Regions from separate parts of the Mus musculus genome. Here all the other regions are linked to region 2. The links are chromatin loops, found by intact Hi-C in ENCODE. Cell type or tissue: left cerebral cortex. All regions are shown on one strand. Links, peaks and the distances in the headings refer to the core of each region. The heading gives the core; the rest is flanking DNA.

Region 1 (6,808 bases), core at 657-5,656, 270 kb after region 2:
AAAGATTTTCTTGTGTACTCCATTGTTCCCTGGGCCTCCCTCCATTACAGCATTTTAGCATATGGTCTTAGGAGAGACTTAAGGCATCTCTTCCCTTTGTTGAACATAACCAAAAAATTCATCATCACAAATCAGTTAAAATTATTCTGAGCAATATGGAAAAGCTATAATTTAAATTGATATTTGTTGGCTTTTCTTTTTACCATTTGTCCACAAACCTTCTAAATTACCTTTGAGAGATATTTAAATTGTTCCCCTGCCCTCAAGCTAGACATCCTCTTGCCATAGTTTTCCCACTTTGAGATTGTACGTATGTGTCACCATGCCTAACTCTAATCATTTTTATAGGAGAAGATAAAGGGATCGATCCAAAGTACAATTACCAAATGTCACTGAACCTAACCCTAATGCTTGTTGTTTCTACAAAACCAAGATCCCCCAACTTAAAGCATTCTTTCCAATAAAGCTTTATTTGCTTCTCCTTTACTGGGCTCTTAAAACTTCCAAGATTCTGAGGAGTCAGTGTTGTGTAGAATCCTGAAATCCTGGAACTGGAAGAACTGTTAGAACACACCCATTCTACAGGTGAGACTCAAAAGCTTATGGAGGTTTAAGGTGACCTATACAGCCCACCCCCATCTCATCTCCTCAGTGGAAATCGCTCTTATTCATCTGCAATGTCGACAATGCCCCTATCTCGATTTTAACAGGGCCATCAAAAGTATAAAGCAGTGTTTTCTAAACTTGGTTAAGTGTTTAAATAATCTCTTCCACAGACTGGATTTTCTAGGTGTGAGGTGAGGTTACTGTACTTTTGACAGGCTCAGATAATTACAATGGTCAGCTTCATCTGGAAGGCTCAATAAACTCAGAGGCTGAGTTACCAGGATTGTGCATCCTAGCTAATGGACTGTACCATTCTAGGAAATGAGTTTTTCCAGTTCTAATTGGCCCACTGGAGGCCAGTAAAACAACAGTAGATATCTTGTATGAAAAACTAAAGTACAGAAACAGGAGTGGCTCAAACTTAGAAGACTCTAAAGTTAGGATCTGTTAACACAGAAACATCTGGCATAACCACTGAACTGGATGTGTGGTTTCTTTCCAAGGGCTGGAGAACCCCCACCCCTTACTGTGAGAGGCTGTTTTTGTTTAGGGCATTTTCTTGCTGGACCATTTCAGGAAGAAGGGGAGAAAGGAACTAGAGCATTACTCAACAACCTATTCTGTGTTAGGAATGAATGAGGTGGGTGGTGATTCATGCTTTTAATCCCAGAGCTTGGGAGGCAAAAGCAGGCAGAGCTCTGTGAGTTCCAGGCCTGCCTAGTTTACAGAGAGTTCTAGAGCTACAGAGAGAAACTTTGTCTCAACAAAACAAACAAACAAACAAACAAACAAACAAACAAACAAACAAACACACAGGAATGACTAGGAGCTTGAATTGAGGAGAGGAAAAAAGTAGAGAGAGACCCCAGAAGGGAAACAACGCTGCCACATTTCACAAAGCATTGCATACGGACTCTTTAGCTGGTGTTGCTACATTGCTTTCCTCAGGCTCTTCATGGATTTGGCCACTGTTTTTGTGCACTTAGGACAGGAGAGATGTATTGATTCATGCAGATAGAACTCTGATAGACCATGTAGGATTAAAAGTAGAACAAGCCAACTGAATGAAAGATCTTGCTCAGAGGATGCCCACAGACTACAGGATCGACAGGCATCCTGTGCACACAGAGCTTTTGTAGTTCAGAATTTTGTCTTGAAGCATGTGCTGATTCCATCCATATGTCCTAAATGTTCTCTACTCAGCAGTTACTGATCCATTTCAAATTTCTTCTGCTTAACTATTTTTTTTCAAATTTAATTAGATGTCCCATGTGTTTCTTTGCTAAATCTGGAAATCTTACCAGAAGACCACAATTGCTCTTAAAATTTTCTAGGAGTCTTGCTGACAGCATTCACAAATGGTAACTGGGTTGCCAGATAACCTTACCCAGACTATTTAGGGCAGGCTCATTTCAGTCAGTCCAATTCAAAGTCTTCCAACTTTGGCTCATTTTAGAGCTATCTGGAAGTGTAAGAAAAAACATACTTAGGTCCTATCTCCAAATTTCTAACCTATATGATGTGGTGTAGGATCAGTCTTGGTATTGGTAAATGCATTCTGGAAGGCAGGGACCTGGCTAGGTCAGAAATATGTGCCAAATAGAAACCTATCTCATTATTTTCTGCTGTATAATTCTACAGTGAGCAGGAGCCAACGGCAAGGGTCTCCAGTACCTATTGTATGAGGTTTACCCAAAAAGCAACACATTGGTGGGAGTTGTACAGTGAGAGTTTTATTGCAAAGAACTGGTTTATACAGTTGTCGACATGAGGAGGGCAAGTTGTAAAACTCCAAAGGATGGTTGCGACATGATGTGAAGCTGTGTGACCCAGGTAGAACTCCTTCAGGGAAGCGTCTCTGCTGCACTTAAAGCTGTTGAACAGTTTTCATGAGGCTGCCCAGATGAAGGCAGCTATTAGAGACTTTCCTTATTTAAGTTGCCGAACACCTTCACAGGAACACTGTGGTGATTTGAATAGGTTTGCCCCCCATAGTTGCATGTATTTGAATGCTTGGCCCACAGAGAGTGGCACTATTAGGAGGTGTGGTCTTGTTGGAATAGGTGTGACCTTGTTGAAGGAAGTATGTTACTGTGTAGGGTGGCTATGTTGTCTCCTAGTGCTTAAACTCTACCCAGTGCCGAAGGAAGCCTCCTGGATGCCTGTGGAATCCTGGCTGCCTTCAGATCAAGATGTAGAAATCTCAGCTCCATCTCCAGCACCATTCTGGCCTATGTACTGCATGCTTTCTATCGTGATGATAATAGACTAAACCTTTAAAACTGTAAGCCAGCCCCAATTAAATGTTGTTCTTTACAAAAGTTGTCATGGTCATAGTATCTCTTCACAGCCATGAAACCCAAACTAAGACAAACACCTAGATTTCATGTCAGGTTGAACAGGTGGGGGGGATCAAGGGCCCAGCCAGGTTGGTGCATGAAAATGACCATTCCATTTCTTACAATTTTTCCCTAAAAGTTAGCTGTAGCTGTTGAGCAGTGACTATTCATGGAAGAAATACAACGAGAAAATTTGTTTTAGGTGAATGATTTTTTAAAATCACTCTTCTAGTTGAAATGACACAGGAAGGGCTGGCACATACCTTCCCAGTTCCTAGTGGGAAGATTTAATGGAGGAAAGCTGGATAGAGAAGGAACTGAAGGATGAAGAACCAAGTCCTCCTCAGAACCTGTGGATTGCAGAAGGAACCAGAGCATGATAGAGCGGACAGAGCATGATAAAGAGGAGAGATCCTTTTATAATCTTGTTTGAACAGCTGGGTGTGAGGCTCTGGTTCAGTGTTTTATTTAAAATGTACTTTGGTGCCTTCCTTAAGAGCACAGGTGGTGCTAATGAAGTCGAGGTTGTGAGTGTGATTTCTCTCTGAGTCATTTAGCTTCCGAGCTTCCTAAGAACAGATTGCACCCTTCACCCTGTGCAGTCCACAGCTGTTGGGTAGGGAGGAATGCAAAGCTCAATGCAAAACTTATTCTTATAAGATACAATTTTCTAAACACATGAAACTCAAGAAGTATGAAGACTGAAGTGTGGACACTATGCCCCTCCTTAGAAGTGGGAACAAAACACCCATGGAAGGAGTTACAAAGTTTGGAGCTGAGATGAAAGGATGGACCATGTAGAGACTGCCATATTCAGGGATCCACCCCATAATCAGCATCCAAACGCTGACACCATTGCATACACTAGCAAGATTTTCTCGAAAGGACCCAGATGTAGCTGTCTCTTGTGAGACTATGCTGGGGCCTAGCAAACACAGAAGTGGATGCTCACAGTCAGCTAATGGATGGATCACAGGGCTCCCAATGGAGGAGCTAGAGAAAGAACCCAAGGAGCTAAAGGGATCTGCAACCCTATAGGTGGAACAACATTATGAACTAACCAGTACCCCGGAGCTCTTGACTCTAGCTGCATATGTATCAAAAGATGGCCTAGTCGGCCATCACTGGAAAGAGAGGCCCATTGGACACGCAAACTTTATATGCCCCAGTACAGGGGAATGCCAGGGCCAAAAAGGGGGAGTGGGTGGGTAGGGGAGTGGGGGTGGGTGGGTATGGGGGACTTTTGGTATAGCATTGGAAATGTAAATGAGCTAAATACCTAATAAAAAATGGAAAAAAAAGGGCTCTTCCACATTCACAGCCTCTTGCAACTGAAAAATTTCCCAGGTCAAGAATTTGGACACAACAATGGCAGTGTCTGACTCAGACATAGTCCAGTCAAGCCCCAGTCTCTTTACTAGCAAAATTATGAAGGGCCTTAACAACATTATGAAGGGAGGGGGTGCTGTCTTGTAGCCCAGTGGCTCTGTGAATCTAAAGAGTGGTGTTCCAGACTACTAAGTAAATTGAGGCAAGATAGTTAGTTGGTCCTGAAGACTTCCTGGAGCCCTGGGTTTGCAGTTGATTGTGGTCAGAGAGGTGCCTGTTCATCATGGGGAAGAATTTAAAAGCCAGCCACGTCCAGCTTTACTTCATATTTGAACAATACAACTACTATCCAAACCCGAGACACTTTTCAGGGTGAAAAGGAGTACTTATAAGAACTGGCTGAGAGCAATGCATGCAAGTTGGAACAAAGACACTCAAGGTCACCTTGGTTATAAGCAGAGGAGTTTCATGTAAATGATTCTGATCAGGGGCTTGATTTAATTCTTTCTGATTTCTCCAGTGTGGCAAAACAGAGCAAATTTACTTGTATTGTTGAAGAGAAGTAGACTCTTTTGCCAAGAATTAAATGAACTATGGAAAAGAGTCTAAAACCAAGGATACTAGTAGAAGATGATGAGAATCAGCCAGCAAAGAGACACCAAGGATGACAGAACACCTGTGAATGGCCAGTGTCAGGCAATCAGTAGCTATAATAGCAGGAAGGAGAAATGCAACCTACTATGAGCATTCAGAAGAACATCATAGGGACAGAATGGTGAAGCAGAGACTCGTGTGACGGCTGTTAGTAAAAATGGCACAATGTAGTGAGTATGAATGTGGGCTCGCTTCTGCAGAGCAGCTCATTGTTCTGCTGCAGAAATGAGGTCTCGACTTTGAACCTTGAGATTCTGCACTTGTTTCTTCTCAAAATAGAAGCACTTCAGAGCTTTCTCAGTTGAATGCCCTCATGTAGAGCCAGGCTTGTCTGAGAGCTGAATTGGATAAATGTTTCTGGAGATATTTGGTCCTGAGATTGTGTCATTAGGATTGTAAAGCATATCTAATTTACCTAATGGATTATAATGTCTTGGAAATGGCTGTAACGATCTATTTACACAGAATGCCTGAGTGCACAGACCATTTGTATAAATAAGCAATTATGCTCCCTGCTGTCAGGATATTTTTGGTCTGTAGATCAGTTACCTGATGCCTTTAGTCTATGGCATTAATTTGGGTAGTGATTATATCCTGGGCGTCATAAATCTTCAGCTAATCATTTATGAAGAGCAGCTGCTTGAGTCTTGGCTATTTCTGCCTAGACGTTAAAAGCCAGTCTATAAACTTCAGTTTTAAGTTAGGGAGTGGCATACAAAAATCCAAAAAACATTCCCAGGTCCATTTCATCTGCAGTGTCGAACGTGTGTGTGTGTGTGTGTGTGTGTGTGTGTGTGTGTGTTCATATTCTGGGAAAACGGAAACAATTCATATTATAAGCACACAGTCAATGTCAGGGGCCACATTTGAATATATTCCTTTTGTTACTTTCATCCTTAACCTTGGATTTTCCATTGCCTGTGACTTTTACATGTCTCACCAGTCACTCTTCCTTTTTGTCTGTCTGTAGCATCACCTGGAGCTGGGTGGATACTTTACAGATCTCTGTTCTAAGATACAGTGAAGGTCTCTTTTCCTCTCTGTCTCACTGTTGGCCTGCAAAAGAACCCCCTGACCTAGCTGGAAATAGATTCACTGCAGAATTCACTTCTGACTGCGTTCGATCTTTGGATGCCTGTCATTTATGGTACTTTCTTCTTCCATTTCCTCTTGCCTCTAGCATCCATCATTGATGATTTATTCATTCACTTATTCATGCTCTGTCCTGTTTGCAAAGGATCTTAACATTTTACAAGTGTGTCTGATCAAGAAAAAGGTAAATTTGAAGTAAGAAGTGCAAGTAAAGGGAAAATGAGGTCTGATGTATTAAGGTGGGTTTAGATACCAGAGGGCATAGCATAAGGTTCTAGGCCAGTGGTTCTTAACCTTCCTAATGCTGTGACCCTTAATACATTTGCTCATGTTGTGAGCAATCATAAAAATTATGTTGTTGCTTCATAACTATATTTTTTCTACTGTTATGAATCAATATCTATGTTTTCTCATGATCTAAGGTGACCACTGTGAAAAGGTCATTTGACCCCCAAAGGGATCAAGACCCCCAGGTTGAGAAACACTGTTCTATGTTGTTGTCAAAGTAGACTATGATTTGGGCCTTAAACTTCTTAACAAGCATTAAGGGGAAGTGTGACCTTCACCAGAGTTGCAAGATTTCTTAGAGAAAACCAAGTCAGTCATATAGGTAGAACACAGTTGTTTGAGATACTGAATTAAAGGGAAAAATCCCTTGTGTCCTTACAGAGAAGACACCTTTGCCAATCTTCTTGTCTTTCATTATTCAGGGTCCTCTAATTGGCACACACTTTCTGCTTGAGTTTTTATTCTGTAATTTTTACCATGACCAGCATCTGCCTCCATTA
Region 2 (6,808 bases), core at 897-5,896:
TTTTGGTGCTATTTCATATTAAATATATGCTTCTACATATGTATTTGTATTTTTAACCACATATTATATATATAAGTGACAAATGTATATCATATACCTGTATACCAAAAAAGCCACTGGAAACAACATAAATTTTCATAAAGGGATTTTATATAAGGTATTACATGCATAATATGAACTATTGTAAAAACATAAAAAATGAAGATCTCTACATTTTTGCCTGGAGGATACCCTTGAGATATTAAGTGAAAAAGGAAAATTGCAGATTATTAGGTATGGGATGGTGCTAGTTTAAAAGGAAATTTAAAAGGAAAGTAAAGAAGTCTGTGTGCACACAAGCTGTACATCAGAGCATGGCAAAAGTTTTAAACTACTTCTTTTTTTTTTCCATTTTTTATTAGGTATTTAGCTCATTTACATTTCCAATGCTATACCAAAAGTCCCCCATACCCACCCACCCCCAATCCCCTACCAGACGGGTTTAGTGCAGAGTTCTATCAAACTACTTCTTAAGAAGTAATTGTTTCTGAACAAGAAGAGAGGACTTGGACGGGAAAGGAGAAAAACAATTGTTGGCTAAGCTTTAATTACTCAAGTAATAAATCTGTTATGCTTGTGAATAAAATTTAGAGGTCGTGGTAGCTTGAATGAGAATAGTCACTACAGGCTCAGATGTGAATGCTTGGTTACCAGAGAGTTACGCTATTGGAAGGGATTAGGAGGTGTGGCCTGGATGAAGGAAGTGTCACTGGGGGTGGACTTTGAGTTCCCAAGCCAGTCCCAGTGTCTTCTCATCCTGCTGCCAGTGGATCCTGATGCCGACCTCTCCGTAGTTCTCTGTAGACACTATGTCTTCCCGTGTGCTGCCATGCTTCTCACTATGATAATAGACTACCAAACCTATTCCAACCACCACAACTGAGTACCAAGTTCTGAAACTGTAGGAAAGCCCCGATTAAATGATTTCTTTCATAAAGGTCCCCATGGTCATGGTGTCTCTTCAAAGCAATAGAACACTGACAAAGACAGAGGCAAAGTTGGTCCCTTGATTGACACTCGTAATCCTATCTCCATCTATTATTCCTAATGGAACATGTAGCCTTCCTCATGTTTTCTGTCCATTTATGTAGCTTTATCTGTACAGGAAGAGATTTTTATACATGTAACAATGTTTGGAACCATGTAGTAAGGGTCCTTCTATAAGATACTTTTCTGCTCCAAAGCTTCTTAATTTTCCCTGTTGTATTTCTCTACTTATTTATGTGTTTGTGTATGGGTGTGTGTCTGTGTGGTGTGTGCAACATTGTGCATTTGTGGATGTCAGAGGACCAAGAGAAGTTAGTTCTTTTTTTCCATTAGTAGGTCTTGAGGATTGACGTCAGGCCATCAAGCTTGGGTAGGTATCTTTCTCCACTGAACCATCTTACCAGCCTATCCCTTGGTAGAGAAACTCACAGAGGTAAAATGTATTATTTTTGGGTCACAGAGAATAAAAAGTTAAAGACGATTTTAAAAATAGATTCTAAGGAGTTGCCTTTATTTAATTTTGTGGAAATGCCTTTAAAAGAATGTACAAATATATGTTTTGTTTCATAATCCAAAGGAAGTTTTAAAATTTTTATTTTACTTCTGTGTGTGTATACAATACATACAGGTTTATGCTTCCTATATGCACTTGTGGAGGGTAGAGACCAATGCCAGGTGTCTTTCTTTATTACTTTTTTATCTTGTTTTGTTGTTGTTGTTGTTTTTGGGGTAGGGGGTCTCAGTTACTGTTCTATTGCTCTGAAGAGACATCACGACAAAGGCAACTTACTAATTAAAGTATTTAATTGGGGACTTGCTTATAGTTTCAGAGGGTGAGTCCATGACCAGTGGAAAACGTGGCGGCAGGCAGGCAGGCAGGCAGGCAGGCAGGCAGGCAGGCAGGCAGGCAGGCAGGCAGGCAGGCAGGCATGGTGCTTGGGCAGTAGATCTTATCTGCAAGTTGGAGGAAAGACAGAATGAGCCTGGCGTGGGCTTTCGAAACTTCAAAGCTCACCTCCCTCCTGTCCCCAGTGACAAAACCCCTCCAATAAGCCCATACCTCCTAACTCTTCTCAAAACATTTCTACAAATTAGAGATCAAACATTCAAATATATGAGCCTATGTATGTAGTGTGTGTGGTGCTTTTCATGTTACCTGATAGGGTCTGAAACCACCACACAGGGACTCTTTATACTGAATCTGGAACTCAGTGATTGGCTGGACTAACTGGCCAGCAAACACAGGCATCTTCCAGTCTCCACTCACTGGTACTCAGTTGTGGTGGTTTGGATAGGTTTGGTGGTGATAGACTCATGTATTTGAATGCTTGGCCCACGGAGAGTGGCACTATTAGGAGGCATGGCCTTGTTTGAGGACATGTGTTGCTCTCAGGGGGAGCTTTGAGATCTCTTCCTATGCTCAGCTCCACTCAGTGTGGAAGAGAGCCTCTTCTTGATTGGTTGTAGAAGACAGTTTCTTCCTGGGCTGTCTTTGGATCATGATGTAGAACGCTTAGCTCCTCCAGCACCAAGTCTGCCTGCATGCTGCCATACTTCCTGCCATGATGATAATAGACTGAACCTCTGAAACTGTAAGTCAGCTCCAATGAAATGCTTTCTTTTTATAAGAGTTGCCTTGGTCGTAGTATCTCTTCACAGTAATAGAACCCTAACTAAGAAACAGGCTTACACATTTGTGCTGTCACGCTCGGCTTGCTATGAGCGGTAGAATGTGAACTGCTTGCACGTCAGAATTTTACCACAGAGTTAGTCAGTGTAGCCAGGTTCTCTTCGAACTCACAATCTTCCGGCTTCCTCACAGGTTCTTGGATACATGCATGTGCTCTACCTGACTGGAGGAGATTTTAAAAATTTACAAACAATAAAGTGTTGTATAGCTTTAAAGGCAATTGTATATTGCATTTGTAATCCAAAATAGTGACAATCCATAGGGTACCCTGGAATTATCTATGCCCACCAGATACACAAGAATAGTATCTAGTACCTAATGTTTGTAGATTCTCGCTAGTACTGGCTCTCTTCCAGAACAATCCTCTCCTGAACAGGAGTTGGGGAAGGTTTAGACTGTTGGGTTTTTTGTTGTTCTTTTGCTTGTTTATTTTGGCTTTTCAAGATAAGGGTTTCTCTGTGTAACCTTGGCTGTCCTGGAACTTACCTTATAGACCAGGCTGGCCTTGAACTCAGAGATCTGCTTGCCTTTGCCTCCCAGTGCTGGGATTAAAGACGTGTGCCACCACTGCCCAGCGATCAGTAACTTTAGACTGTGACTACTCATGAATCTCCAGTGTTTCTGTCTGTAGCTCCTCGAATCTACCTGAAAAGCAAGCAAAAGTCAGAAGCAAATTTCTTTCTTTTTTTTCCTTCGAGACAGGGTTTCTCTGTGTAGCCCTGACTGTCCTGGAACTCACTCTGTAGACCAGGCTGGCCTCGAACTCAGAAATCTGCCTGCCTCTGCCTCCCGAGTGCTGGGATTAGCAAATTTCTACTTGGTATTCTGTATACAGATGAAGCATTTAGAAACACATATCTTTGATCTTTGTGAAATTATCGGCCAAGGAGAAAGGCTCTTTGGACTCACAGAAATGGAAATAATTCCTTTTCTGACATGACAACAAATGTCAAATATATTCGAAGATCATTTTCACAGGTATATATCTCAGTGACCAGCAGAGGGGGCCAAAGAGCTGTTGATGTCTACTCGCACAGCACACATGATAATGTTTAAACTTTGTATCCAGAAAGTATCATGGCTTTAATTTTTCTGACGGAAGTGAGGCTAATATATGCATAGAATTGTACAGGTATCTTGTTGCAAGAATCCCAAGAGTTATGAAAGAAATGCTTTTTACATACAAAAACAAGGCCACCAAACTACTAAATGATTCAGTAGATAGCTTCCCTCCTCCACATTCTCTCCAATTCCAGGGTCCAGAATCAGACATTTTAGACACTGACTTTACTTTGCCTTGGGGAAAAACATGTATTTTTTAAAAGTAATTTGACAACAAAACACACATTTAAAAATGTACCGAAGGGCCTGGTGGTGGCGGTGAATGCCTTTAATCCCAGCACTCAGGAGGCAAAGACAGGTGGATGTCAAGTTTGAGGCCAGCCTGGTCTATGGATCAAGTTCTAGTACAGCCAGGGCTACACAGAGAAACTATGTCCCCCCACTCCACTCCATCCCACTCTCTGGGGGAAAAAAAAGGTACCAAAGAGTCTTGGTGAATGACACCTTTCTTTCCCACTAGATCCTTAGCCGCCCCACTTCAATGAATGTCCACCTCTGTAAGGCAGTTTTAAAAATAAATCCTGCCATATATGACAAGTCCTTTAACAAATGTAATAATTCTTTAATATATATATACATATATATACATATACATATATATATATATATATATATATATATACACATATATATATATACACACATGCACACACACACAAAACTTTCAAATAGGAATTCAGGAGTCCTACCTCTGTTCCACAGAGGTGGTGTATTGATCATTGGTATATATATCTATCAGCAGACACTGACTACTGGTTACCAAGAGTGATCATAAGTGCAGGGCGGGCAGCAGTCCACAGTGGCATGATGGCAGACAAGGTTGTCTTACGCTCTCCATCCTCATCCCTTCTATAACTTTGCTGTTAGCTAATTCACGGGGCAGGCTGTGTGTTGTTTGATGAGAGAGCACAGAAGAAGGTTGAGCGCTAGGACCTTGGGGCATGTGTGCAGCATGCGCCCCTTTCCTTGGTGTCCCCTACCTAGCATCCTCTTCTCATTGATGGTTCTTCGTCCAAGTCCAAGTATACCCTGTCCTTGTTTGGGTTTCAATAGCTCGGAAGAGGAAACCATGGCCACAACAATTCTTACTTAAAAAAAAATGGCTTGCATTTCAGATAATGGTTTAATCTATTATCATCATGGCAGGAAACATCGCCTCGCACTCGCCTCTCTTTTATATATATCTTGATGCTACTTTTTCAAAAGCTCTGGGGTCAAGGTTCTATACATAAAACACTAGTCTCCAGATGCCTGATCTGGTTGGGAAATCACCGGAGCACTGAAGACTTCTCTCAGGCATAGCGTTACTTTCTTCTTAAACTATATTAGAGTAACCCAGATAGTGACTTACAGCCTGGCTTTATCATGTGGTCTTTCGAGTTTCCTCCTTGCTTGTGGGACTCAAGCAACCCAGTTTAGTGGGTGGTATCTGAGGGAGAGGCAGAAAGAACGTTTGTAAAAATTTCCTTTTAAACTGAATAATACAGGGCTATGTGTTGTGGCCATCCTTTTTATTGCACATGAGATCTCAAGAATGCACGCATAGCACATAACTGAAATTCTATACCCAGAAAGGACATTTATGTGCTAAGAAGTTGTCAGGTAAGTATTAGATTTTTAGAAGTATTATTTTAAAATTGGTATACACATCTTTACATATTTATCAGTACCACATGATGTCTTGATAAATGTACATTTTATGTGACGTTTACATGATGACAAACATGTCTGTCTTCTCAAATATTTGCAGTATTTTTGGTGAAGAAAAACAAAATGAAAGCACCCTAGCTTTCTTTTTAACTGTACAGCATATTTATTGTTCACAATGTTCACTCATATGTGTATGTTACATTTTCATAAGAGTCTATTATAACATGCACCAGGCATGATCGTGCATGCATGTTCCATTTGGGAGGATGAGGAAGGAAGATAGTGAGATCAAGGCCAGGCTGAGCTATATACTAAGATCCTGTGTTAGTAAACAGCAACGAAACTTGTGTCTTTAACTGACGTTTGTGATTCAATCTGCCTAGTGCAATGACAGTCCAAAAACCATTAACTTCCAGGAGACTGGAAGGGATGAAAGGCCACGTTAATCCAGGTGTGTTAAATGCCTTTTTAAAATTAAAAATCGAACACTAGAGGGCGGCAAAACACTGTCGGCAAAAATTCATTCGAGCTCCAAAGCTGTTTTCCTGTAAAAGAGGAGGTGTTTGCTGACTAGCGTCAAGAAAGAGCTGCCCTGATATTCAAGATGCTTCTCTGCACCCAGCCTCACTCAAATCTTTGTGCTTGCTTTGTGTTTTCCTCCACATCACCTCCCTGGCTCCATGATTTGCTTTCCAAGCACACACACTTGTAGGTAGTGTTTCTGCAGGGACCTCTCTCAGTTCATTTTCAAAGACTGCTAACTTTGGTCCTCTTAGGACATACTGAGTCTTCTGGGGAGAGGCAGCCTCTCTCTCTCTCTCTGTTACGGATTGTAAACCCTGGGGGGTGGGGTGGGGTGGGGTCCTGTGAGCGTGCTCATAGGGATGACCCTGTAGTGTCTCGAAGGATGCACTGGACAGTCAGAAAGCTGTGCTGGATTTGGCTCGGTGCTTCATTCTAATCCTGTTTCCTCTGCTTAAGATGGGACTGATAAGCCAGGATATCTTCTCAGTTGCCGCTTCTGATTCCCCCGTCTAAGTTGTGGGAGAAAAGACGTGCCACATTTGGCTGTATATGATGGCTGAGTGTGGTCACTGCTGGCAGAGAGTGGAGCTCTGTCTCCGGGACTCACATGGTTGGTACTGGGTGATATATTCTGGTAAAAACATCTAATAGAGGTGCCAACTGAGCTTGGAGCACTGGGTTATGATGGCGGTCTCTCATGAGTTATGCAACCTTGAGTGAGTTCCGTAACCTCTCCTCCCTCACTTATAAAACGAAGTCATTCTAGAGAGTGTCTCTTAAGGAAAATTGTGCCCC
Region 3 (6,808 bases), core at 976-5,975, 540 kb after region 2:
TTCAGGACAACTGTAGCTCCCATGTGATTCTGTAACACCCCTGCTATAAAATGCCACTCAAAAGTCTCACAAGTACCTTCTGAGTGCAGAATGAAAAAAAAATCCTAGTCAGTCTTACTGGTTTTAGGCCCAGAGATCTTTCAAAGAGCATCTTTCACGAAACCTTCACAGTAGCCATTAGCTCAACATCAAACTGACTTTCCTTGCAGTACCTAAGATTTCAGCGTGAACTGCCTGAACTCAGCCAGGCTTTTGCTTGGTCATGCCGAGGATGGCACTCGTCCTAGGAAACCTGAAATGCAAACTGTTACTAATTTGCCTACTGTCCCAGTTTTGTCACTAAGGTAGCTTTTCTGTCCAGCTGTGAATGACACTAAATTTTCAAGTGCAAATGCTGCATTGGAACCCATGAGGTGTGTTGCACAACATGTCCCAGTGTCCCCATTCTGGAGAGGGCATAGACTTGCTATCTGTTTATCACTCACCAAGGCCCGAATCTTGTCAGTAATGGAATACCTAAGACATTCTGTTCTTAGTCAGGGGCCTCTGGCCCTGCACATACCTGTGGGCTGCATCAGGCGATTCTTTCTTTAACCTCTGTTTCTCTCTACCAGCTTGACAGGATCTTGAAAGCTTCAAAGTTCAATTTAATTCCAGATCGATTAAAAATAAGAACACATTGTGTCTCACCATGTGAATCAACTTAGGTAATTAGAGAAACGACAAAGAGTTCATTGGAGCTCTCAGCAAAAATTTCAGTGGTATATTGTCTGCTTTCAAAGCAAACACAGTTAGCTGGTAACCCATAGGTACACAAATCTAAAGCCATGACAGCTTTATTTCTTGCCAACAATTTTTGTACATAACATTTCTGCAACTGTGGGCCCTGTTCGTGTTTTACTTGTCTCCTCAGGGTGGAGTAGAGTGGAAATAAGGGATAATTAAGAGCTTTGGAGTGCATCAGAATAGATATATCTGTAATTGGAATGGAGATAGATTGGTTATGCAGGCATGCATAGATATGTCACTTGATAGTAAATGTCTTACACATTATAAATCAGTTTTCCCTGTATCTATTGTTAATGTCAAATTTCCTACATATTTGCAGTTCTCCCCTTCTCTCTATATTGCTATATACATATAAAGCCTACATATGTATAAATGACTATATATATATATATATATATATATATATATATATATATATATACAGAGTGAAATATATATAATTTAAATAATGCATATGGAATAGGTACATTATGTGTGTATGTAGGTATATATGTACACACAGACATTTACATATATGTATGAATTGTAGTGATAGAAAAATACATATTTACATAAAAATAAGTACCAAACATTATATGTATATAGATATATTTTTCTATACTTGTTAGATACATATGTGTGGCATATGGTACCAATCATATATATCATATATGCATGGAATGTACAGTTTCTATACAGAGGTGTAGATATATACAACCATGTATACATGTGCAGGACTCTATGCATTTGTCTTCAGGGTTCTTACTCATGTTTGATAAAAGATGCTGGCAAATAGTTTCTCTTTTGTACAGCTTCCTCCATCCTCCCAGGCACTTCTGCTCATTTCCTGCTTCATACTTCACAGCTCTTTGTGTAGACAGGTGGTTCTACAGCTTGTAACACAGTAATTACCTGTTTACGGCTCTGTGTCCTCACCTGCCCTATGTGTCCTTAAAGTCAGAGCCTTTCCCTCACATGGTATAGTAGGTGCTCATTTTCATATTAATATACTCCTTCATGAAGCAATTTGCATTTTATAGTGACATTGTTTCAGCATTAGTCAGCATTCATTTAGAGGACTGTTATATAGTTTAGTGTCCAATATTATGTAAATGTGCAGTCACAGAACTGATGGTGCATAAAGATGTATGTCTTCAATATGTGTCTCCTCAAATTTATACACTACGGACTAAACACATCTATATATGTGTATGTGTGTGTGTGTGTGTGTGTGTGTGTGTGTGTGTATACATGCATATTGTTTATATATATGATTATGTATTATTCATGTATATATACACATTGAGATATATACATAGGTGTTTATTATACTCTCTCTCTATGTATGCATATATATACACACACACATACATATATATGTAAGTATATAACTACACACACAGACACACACACACACACATATATTAAATGAATGGTAGAAAATTTGCCCTGCATGCATAAAGATTAGTGTCAGTTCCCAGTACCAAAAGAAAAATGAATCTTATGCTTATCCGAATCTCTAATGTGGTAGTATTTAGAGATGGGCCCTTGGGATATGATTGAGGCATGGAATGAAGGAACTCTTATGAATGGTATTAGTGCCCGCATCAACGAGACCCCAGGGAAAATTCTTACTTTTTCTGCCATGTGTTGACTTTAGAAAATGATATCCATTTCTGAGCCAGGAAGTAGGCTCACACCAGACACAAAACCTTCAGAACTTCCCAGCTTCAGAACCATTTATAATAAAATGCTCTAGCCACAAGCCACTTCACTTGTGGTGATTTGTCATGGCAGCCCAAAGGACTCAACATACAGGCACACATGTGAACAAGCAAACCTAAAATTTTAAGTGAATTCAGACATACCCATGCAAAGCATCACAGATACCTTGCTTCAACATCAAGACGTTTTCCTGTTTCTTCTGCTACATCCCTCGTGTGGTACTGTCTTCTTTAGGAACCAACGAGAGAGGTGGACGGTCATTTCCATTCCCATTTTTTAGTGAGTGTAATTTCCAAGGCAGGAGCTTGCAGGAAAGCCCTTCCTCCCTCTACCCCATTCATGACAGATGTGTCTCCTGCTAGCTAGGAGCTGAAGATCCGAGATACCCAAGCTCATTCATCAGCAGCCTTCTGAATGAAGCCTCTGGGATTGGATTTAAAGTCCTCATTGCTGATAGAATATGCACTTTTTATTTGTTGCTGATCTCTTTGTCCAGCTAAGTGGAAAGGGCCTTGGGCTGCAATTTAAATGGCTTGAACTTGGTACAAATGTCCTCTTTATTCACAGAGAAAGCTGCTAGCAGTGAGAGCTGAAAGACATTGTTGAGTCTCCGTATGAAAGTACTTGAAACTAGGGCATTGTTCTATTTATCTTGGGTAGAGTCTGAATGGATGAATGGCCCAGATAGCCACTGACCTCCCTCTAAGCCCTGATAGTGTAAAACTTCCTTGGAAATATTTCTTTAATACTAGGCATGATGCTTTATGATTTCAAACACCAAACCTACAAAAACAAGAGCCTAGATTTAAAGGGTTTCTTTTCTTCTTCCTTTTTTTAATCTCATGCTATGTGTTGGCTGCTTTGATTGTTCTCTATAGCTGGCACAGTGCACAGATCATGTAGGGATTTCAAAGTTATTCTAAGGGAGAGACATACAATAGGTTTGCAAGGAGAAGCCATTTGAAGCCTAACTTCTAATGACACTTGTGTTATTGATTTCTTTTGAGAATTCTCTCTCTCTCTCTCCGTTTTGCTCTCTTTGCTTTTGTTTCTCAAAAGAGAAACCTAATGTCTTAAAGGCAATCTTTGAACAATTCATTAAGCCCTTTTTGTAAAGAGCCTCAAAGCTTGTCACGCTTTCTGAGGATAAAGTTAAAGAATGCTTTTGAGACTTTGAGTGGCAGGCCTGTCAGTGGCACGTGGTCCAGCTGCTTATTATTCAGTGTTTAGTATTGTGGCCATTCACTACGATTTGTAACTCCTCCTTACCCAGGAGGTCTGCACCTTGTTATCTACTATTCCCTTTACCTAGAATATTTGCCACAGACCTCTTCCTAGGGTGGACTGCTGACTTGTATTTTAAGTCTTAGTACCTACATCATCTCTTCTGGGAGCCGTGACAGATCGGTAGCACTTATGTGCTTTCCTTTATACTTCGTGAGTCCATCTCATATTTCCTTTTTGGTAATTGAATAACTGTCTAATTGTCATCCACATTCCGCCCCTGAGTTGGGACTTTTGAGAAGAAGGAGGAATGAGGCTGTGTCTGTCCTATTTCTTTATGTACTTGAAATCTAACAGCCCTTAAGTGCTAAGTGAGCAAAGAAAACTACTGAGCATTTTGGCTTTGTTAGCTTCCACACTAGGTGCTGGTGGGAGAGGAGGGTAAAAGAGTCTCAATTGTTCGCACATAAGATCCAATAGACCAGTTATCCCAGGTATACTTTTTGGATACTTACACTTCTAGGGGACACAGAAAAAGTAATAATTAAAATGTCCTCCAGTGCAAGTATGTACCAAGGACCAAGGCACCAGGGCACACTTTAAGAAGCAAATGATATCTAGGAGATAATCCACCAGTACTTGGAGCACAACAGTATAAAAACTTGGAAAGTTCCTTGCCCTTTATAGCATGCCTTTAAGCATGAAAACCAAACATTCATTTTTTAAAAATTAAATTAAATTAATTTTTTTATTTATTCACTTTACCTCCAGCCCATTGCTCTCCTCCCAGTCTCCTCCTCCTACAATCCTTCCCCCATCTTCTCCTCTGAGCCAGTGCCTCCTCCCAGCCCCCAGGTATTCATGCACACTGGCAATTCAAGTCTTTAAGAGGCTGGAGGCTAGGAACTTCCTCTACCACCAAGGCCAGATAAGGCAGCCCAGCTAGAAGTACACATCCAGTGCACAGGCAATAGCTTTTGGGATAGCTCCCCCTCAAGGGGATAGGAAATCCACAGGAAGACTAACATCGTCAATTAACCTGGACCCTTGGGGGCTCTCAGAGTCTGAATCACCAACCAAAGAGCACACTTTCTTGTGTATTTGAGACTAGACTGTGAGCCTCATATGGATATGAGTTAATGGAGTTATTCGGAAGCAGTCTTACAATTAACACTAATGTTTCCCACCTTCCTCTGTAAGGTCCTTGCCTTTCAATTTAATTAAATAGAAGCTGCTACAGAGAAATCAATTAATCCAAAATGGCTACTGATTGCTCCCGAAGTCACACCATATGGGTTTGAGATACCTGCCAGAAGACCTCCAAGGAACAGAGCTGGTTTATGTGGCTGGATGGGAAGATGCCAGCTTTCAAAGGTCCTTGTAGGTGTATGCCTCTGTGATTTATCTGGGAAGGGGTGGAGCACATAGCTTTTAGCAGCTTCCCTGTATCCTGTTTTAATGTCCATGCCAGCAGAGGTGCTTTATCCCCGAAGCTGCCGCCCTGGGCTCTAAGGAACCTGAGGTACCGCAAACATGCTCTAGCTCTGCCCACGTGTTCCATGATGTCACTCCCAAGTGCAGCTAGGGATTGGTCAGAACCAGCATGGCTTTCAGCAGACACATATGAAGTGTGGAAGTGCCAGCTTCATTGGAATGAGCAAGCAAATTCCTCTCCTCCAGGACAGCCCATCTGTGTGGAGGAATCAGATTTCCCAAGGAAGTTTCCACAAGCCACATACCCCTCACGCTCCTGCCTCATCTGAACCAGGAAGGTCTGCCTTGTTTTCCAAAGCTCTGGTCAGATCCTAGAAAGGTTTTCCTTGCTGGGTACAACCACCAGAGGTACAAAGATGGTACCCTGCAGCCCTGTCTGCTTCTTTCCACTTCAGAACCCAATGTCAGTCTCTTCCACTCACCCAGCTACTCATTGAAAATTTCTGAAAAACTTCTTGTATGCCAGGAGCCATTTGAGACCAGTGTCTTCCTTTGTAGAGACTGCTTTCCTATAAAGAAGAGCTAATGATCAATATAAGTGCCTTGTTGTAGAGCAAGAATAGTAAGTAAGGTAGAAGGCTATGGAATGGAAGGCTGTGGGAGGGGCAGAAGGTATAGGTGGAGATTTTCAGTGGGGTAAGGAAGTCATTCATAGGATATCAGATTACCCGGGTGGATATACAGTGACAGTCAATGATACATAGAGAAAGATAGGCAAAAAGTGGCAAGGCCCCTGGTTTTGGTACATGGAGTGGAGGAGAGTTGTAAGAGAGCAAAGGAGCACCTGACAGCTAAGATCTGGGAGGATCTTGATGTTAGAAGCTAGGGCTTTCTGCTCCTTGAGAGCTGTGGAATCTGAGCACAAAATGGCCCGGTCTAGAGTCAACTACGGAGGTATCTTCCCTAAAGGGACAGCTCTACCCATACATAGCACGAAGACACACATTTGTACTTGTGGAGGAACAAATCTTTTCCCTTTGAAAGTACAACTGATGGTCACTGAGGCACAGTAGAAGCATCAACTGTTGAGACTATAAGCAATGGCATAGCTCCAGGGTGGGGCAACTCCTAAACTGAATCCAGAATGCCAAACAGTAGGCTGCTATACATCATGCCCCATATTTCTTTTTGCTTTCAATTGTAGTTCATCTGTAGCCTCTTCATTCCACCCAAACTTACTTCATTCTTATGTTCTGAACTCTTCTTCTTTGTAAGAATATATCCCATCAGATCTAGGCCACCTGTTTGATGTCTTAGCTACATGGATTAGAAGCCCATTGTTGCTTCTTAAAATGTCTTAACCTTTCCTTATGTGTAAAATAGGTATAGCAGAGAGTTGTTGAGGAAGAGGTAGAATTCAAGTTTTAAAATAGGTTGGGGGTTGATCTTGGAACTTTTGTTTTTCAATTACCTTCTCATCCCACTAAATGTTAAATATTCGACTTATTCTCTTTGATTTCTAGCTTTACAGTCTGCCAATGCAGGATTAATCTCAAACCTAGTATGAAAAGTTCAACAAAGTTCCTCTGAAGATTACTTATTAAAATGAATAGAATTGTTTTTGAAAGTACACCACTGGATTATACTCATGTATTAA

Evidence for each region. A loop is a pair of places that touch in the nucleus more often than their neighbours do. Peaks named below come from ENCODE experiments on the same cell type or tissue, not always from the same donor. Only the 100,000 strongest peaks of a DNase experiment are listed, where the experiment ranks them.
Region 1: a loop joins it to region 2, with 2.2 times the contacts of the local background. A loop is called at or near these places in 2 of 42 quality-filtered maps.
Region 3: it touches region 2 in a loop (2.9-fold over the local background); 4 of 42 quality-filtered maps call a loop at or near these places.

Annotation. Positions count from the first base shown.
Region 1 is chr13:111,141,593-111,148,400 of GRCm38, reverse strand. No RefSeq gene overlaps it. Among named protein-coding and RNA genes, the nearest start is that of 3110015C05Rik, 84 kb to the left of the region's middle. In left cerebral cortex, for the core only: no CTCF peak of the experiment used is centred there; a DNase peak (open chromatin) is centred at 3,487; H3K27ac peaks cover 1,482 bases.
Region 2 is chr13:111,410,267-111,417,074 of GRCm38, reverse strand. No RefSeq gene overlaps it. Among named protein-coding and RNA genes, the nearest start is that of Gpbp1, 76 kb to the left of the region's middle. In left cerebral cortex, for the core only: a CTCF peak has its summit at 3,711 (motif pointing right); DNase peaks (open chromatin) are centred at 3,723 and 4,114.
Region 3 is chr13:110,868,204-110,875,011 of GRCm38, reverse strand. No RefSeq gene overlaps it. Among named protein-coding and RNA genes, the nearest start is that of Gm38397, 32 kb to the left of the region's middle. In left cerebral cortex, for the core only: no CTCF peak of the experiment used is centred there; a DNase peak (open chromatin) is centred at 2,959.